Regions from separate parts of the Homo sapiens genome. Here region 2 is linked to region 1. The links are chromatin loops, found by intact Hi-C in ENCODE. Cell type or tissue: sigmoid colon. All regions are shown on one strand.

Evidence for each region. A loop is a pair of places that touch in the nucleus more often than their neighbours do. Peaks named below come from ENCODE experiments on the same cell type or tissue, not always from the same donor. Only the 100,000 strongest peaks of a DNase experiment are listed, where the experiment ranks them.
Region 2: it touches region 1 in a loop (6-fold over the local background); 2 of 110 quality-filtered maps call a loop at or near these places.

What each region holds. Positions count from the first base shown.
Region 1 is chr10:76,972,630-76,975,129 of GRCh38, forward strand. All of the region lies in intron 19 of KCNMA1 (potassium calcium-activated channel subfamily M alpha 1), which reads right to left. The region is part of intron 2 of KCNMA1-AS1 (KCNMA1 antisense RNA 1); the gene reads left to right. Among named protein-coding and RNA genes, the nearest start is that of KCNMA1-AS1, 86 kb to the left of the region's middle. RefSeq lists an enhancer at 653-1,852. In sigmoid colon, no CTCF peak of the experiment used is centred here; a DNase peak (open chromatin) is centred at 1,142.
Region 2 is chr10:76,522,471-76,524,970 of GRCh38, forward strand. All of the region lies in intron 6 of LRMDA (leucine rich melanocyte differentiation associated), which reads left to right. Among named protein-coding and RNA genes, the nearest start is that of KCNMA1-AS1, 360 kb to the right of the region's middle. RefSeq lists an enhancer at 364-2,500. In sigmoid colon, no CTCF peak of the experiment used is centred here; DNase peaks (open chromatin) are centred at 931, 1,411, 1,701 and 2,298.

The DNA.
Region 1 (2,500 bases):
AACTCAGAAAGATCATCCATCGTAATCATACTGCATTTAAAGTGGGATTTGTTCTCCAAAATGAAACTTGTGTTTAAAGGTTTCCTCCTGCACTCACAGCCTAAAAATGCAGATCTGTTCCCTGAAGAGATGGGGGAAAATGTCTCCAGCTTAAATATATGAACGCTGTGTAATGGAGACCATTACATATGGCTTAGGTCCCTCAAGAGAAGCAGTGATAACTTCTTTCTCATAAGTAGGATATAAACCATATTTAATTATCAGCCTTTATATGGATCCTATCAATTTCTGCATAAAGAAAGCAGATCTAGGAAAACTTTTAGTTAAGCTATAAAATATAATTTTCATTTCATGGCTTCTGTGACTACATGAGAGGAATAAAAATGGAATTAAAAGGGAGACTTAAATTTACTCACTTTCATGAAAGACAAACGTGTTGAAGTAGTGGGCCACTACCTCATGACGATGCAAATTTACAAGCTCTTATTTAACCTACATTTTGGCTAATTACAATACACCTCCATCTATGGCATTTTCACTTGCCTTCATGCTGCGGAAGCCACATGAAGATATGATCCTTTAAAGAAACCTGACTTCTTTAGAACACAAACAAGTTCAGGAATCTAACGTGGAATTTTATAGGAGCTGAACTCCATCCAGTCTCCAAGTACTCATAAAATTCAAGGGCTTGTTTTTGCACATCCCTAAGTATAACACTTAATGTGCTGTTGTAACTTCCCAGCGCTCCCTTGTCTAATAGGCACTGAATCTAACAGTTTTACAGTTTGGGAAGACTCAGTGCTAGAAAAATGTCAGGCAAGTCTAATGAGGCTTCAGATCCCCTGGTTTGCGCTAGAGTTTAATTTAAAGTTACAATGATGTTTTAACATGTTTGCTTATACTTGACTAAAGAGGATTCGTTATTTCAATGACATAACCTCCAGACAATGTTCTGAGAATTGATTTAAGATGTGGTGGTAATTCCAACAGCCTTAATGCAGAGTTGAACATCTGTAACAACATTTTACTCGACTTTTCATCAGCATTCTGTTTTCAAGCAAAAGCAACGTCTTCCAGAAACACTGGCCAGAACTCTGGGCTTACTTCAAAATGATTACATATTTCACTAGATTTTTAAAAAAAGAAATATCTTCCTTTATCAGCCGCGCCAGACTGCAAACACTGTGTCAGGGTTTACCAAGCCTCTTTATGGTCCTTGGAGTGAAATGGGGCAATGATTGCAACTCCCAGCCTTCCCTAATTCAGTCTAATGCCTGCATTAGATGGACCTGATGCTCAGCTCTAGCCTGGGGCACATTCCCTCTGCCCTGTTTCCCCAGTGAGATTTAAGGGGATGATGCCCTTTAAGATTTAAAGGTGAGTTTATTGGCTGGAGTTAAAAAACAGTTCAAAGCAAATAAACTCAGAAACGTAATAAAAGGCAAACAACTCATAAACATGAGTCAACCGCTATCTCCATTATGTTATTAATCACCACATCTGGAGAAACCCACATCTGTACACACTTAGCAGGTCATTAGTAATGTCATATTCACACTGGAGTCACTCAGAATAAGAGTCATGCAAAGTGGTTTGAACACAAAGGCATCTAGCTAACAGGGCTTCCGACTGAAGTCTTGCACAAGCTGCCAGTTTGGGGGTGAGGTCGTTTTAATTATTATTAATCGTTTTTTACGGTTTTCCCTTTTGGTATTTTGCTGCCCAACAAGCTAAGTGCAAGCTGAAATCCACAGTAGTGCATCGCTCTTCTTCAACTGAGCTCAGCATGGTAAAGTAGAATGTTGAGGGCTGCAGGGTAGTTATTAAAAATGGGAATGGGTCCCAGTCTTCCTTCACCTGGCTCGGTCACAAGCCGAGAATTGGGAGTCTCCTTCTTGAACTCAAATGGATCTTTGGAATAGCGTGATCTAGCTGCAACCTTGACTGCCAAACAATAAGGAGAAAAGAAAATGGAAATTAATCCATAGTGAAATTTCTTTTAGAAAAGTTCCAAACAATTTTAACATTGAATAGCTTTGAATCAAACTGGAAGTTTCTCCCTCACAGCTGAATTGCCATTTTTTTCCCTTTCTTTTACCCTGATGACTTCCTGCAATTCTTTTTGCCGTCTTATTGTCATCTGTATCAGTAGGGATAATACTTCTGGAAATTCAGAAGACAATCTTCTTGGTATAATTTCCAAAAATATACTGAGTTCCCCGTCACCCCACAACATGTACAGACACCGAAAACTCAGTTTAGCAGCAGGATCAGACCCATTCTTTCCTGAAGTCTGCTAAAACAAATTCTACTGAATAATCATTATATTCCGAGTCATCAATCCTTGGTGATAAACTTTTGCTGTCTGTCTCGAACTGCCGGCTTGGTCAGCCCCCTTAGTTGTGGTATCAGTGCCTAACATTAAATGCCGTGAGTTTGCCACTCCTCAGAAAGACAGATCCACGGCATTTCCTTCGGCCGTCAGCGACACCAGTGAAAA
Region 2 (2,500 bases), 450 kb before region 1:
ATCTGTGTGCATAGGTTGAATGAATCAATCACTCTGCAAATATGTATTGAGCTCTCGCAAGATGCAAAGCCCAGTGTACTGGTTACTAGAAAAACAGATAAAGTTGATGGATCTTATACGTGGCAGTGGGCTGGATTTAATGACCTTGAGGTTTCATCCAGTGCATTTTTCTACAACTCATGTGCATTTCTTTTGAAACTTACACGTCACATCCACAAGCCGAATAAAACTCCTCAAGCTGCATTTCTAGGATGATCCCCCGCCACCTCTCCCTGAGGGCCTGAAAAGTTGTATGCTGCTGATTTCTGGTGCGGGCAACTCCTGGGCAGGGACAAGGATGGCTCCAGATGGATGGATGCCTTTGTGGAGGGCTCCCTTTTATCCTTAGTTGTAAGCCGCCTGAGCAGTTATATTATAAATGGGTAATTTACCGCCTCATCCCCAAGGCCTCTTCTGTGGGCTCTTTCATGGACACTGTTACCAAAAGTTACCAATATGCCTGGTGCCTTTGATATTTGTGGGCACTGCAGACCAGAGAAAAAGAGTTGCTGCCTTGTACAGCTGCACACTGGCTTTCACATGTCCTGCAAATGGGTACCTGCCAGCCATCTTCCCCAGATGTCATACTGACCATTGATTTTTTTTTTTTTCTGCTTGCTATTGCAGTTATTAACTACAGTGAGGCCTGGGCACTTAGCTCTCCACTTTAATTATTCATCCTTATGAAGAAAAATTTCCCCCGTGTGCTTTATTGTCCTCCAGCCCCGACCTGAGCTCACGCAGACTCTTCCTTCTTTCCCTCCCCAAAGTGGCTTGTGTGTCGAAGGGCTTTCCACTGGGGTGCTTATTCCATTTATGCCTTTAGTATGCATTTTGTGTTCTGCCAAGGGGGTCAGGAGGGCACATGGAGAAGCCAGATGGCTTACCTCTTCCCTCAGGAAACACGCCGCTATTTAGCTGGGCACCTTCCCAACTCAAGGCGGGGTGAGATTCCACTGTTGGAGAGAGAGTTGGTTCAAATGCCACTGTCCCTGAGATCACAGCTCCAAGTTCCTCTAGGCTATGCACTTTTCTACTTCTCTGCCACTTGCTGGAGTTTTCTGCCAGAAACAGCCTTTTAGGAGATATTAGAAAGGGGGGTGGGAAGGGAGGGATGGGAAAAAGCAACTCTTGTTATTTATGGTCCTCGTTCAGGCACAAGTTTCTGTTATTTTAATCCGGCTGAAATAAGAAACCATAATCCATGGATGAAAAGATGGTGGACAAACTCAGTTAAATCTTGAGCACCCTGAGGATGTGTGTTTTTCCCTATTTCTGGTTTTTGACGTTCCTTCCCTGCTGCCATTTCCCAACTTTAACTTTTGAAAAGCCAAGCAGTTTGGCTGGCCAGGCCCAGGGAACTTATTTGTATGCAGCACAAATTTCAGAATCTGTTCTCAGCCTGTGCCGAGTGAAAAATGGCCTGCATTTTCTTGATAGCCCATGTGGTTGTAAAGAATAAATGGCTAATGAATTACAGATGAACATTGACGCAAATTAATCTTCCCGCTGTCCCTGGGTTATATGGCAGCCATTTAAAAGTTTAATCAATACACTAAAGTTGAAAACATGCAGGCACTGCAGTTGTTTGGATGTAATAAACATCAGAGGGAACCGGGAGGTTTGCACCCAGTCCATGTATCATAATGACAGGTATTTATGTTTAATGGACTAAATATTTTTTATTGGAAGGGAGCAAATGTCAGCTTAACTTTGTGAGCCCCGCATTCAACTTTCCTTTGAGGTTGGTGAAAGACGGCTGACGTGTCATTGGAAATGAAATGTTAAGGGAGAAAAAAAGCACAACGGAGACAAAGCGAGGATGGGAGCCGTTTGGAGACGTGGTGCAGCGCTTACATTCTGCAGCAATTCATTAACGAAAACGTAAACTCTGATATTTCTAATGTTGCTGTAAAATGGTTTACTAGGAACAACTTTAATGGTTATTAGTGAAAACAAGTACCCAGATCTGCCAGATATCCTTTTCAGTGCAGGCTTTTGTTTGAAAACTCTTTACCAGGTCATATTTGCTGGAGATTTATAATTAGTCTTTTTCCTTAATGTGAGAAGTGGAGGAGAAACAGCGTGATGGCTCTCAGCTCTTGTATTCCATAGATCTTTCCTTTTGAACGGTGTCCAATGACTTCGAATAACCATGTGTTCTCTTTTGGAATACTTATATCTTAATTACTTTTCAAGTCAATATTTTGTACCTCTGCCGTGAGTCTGGAAGGACCAGGGTAGCTAAAAGAGAAAGGAAATTGCCAGTGGCAGTGCCATCTCGCTGGACAAAAACAGGCTGAGACACAGGAGAGCAATGGCTTCACTTGAACAGAAAAATACAGACTTAGTTCAGCTTTTCATTTTTTTTCCTCCACATATAAAATAAACTAAATATGTCAGTGGAGCATGGGGTCTTAGAAAATAACACACACTTTATAAAAATAATTAGAAACGTTTT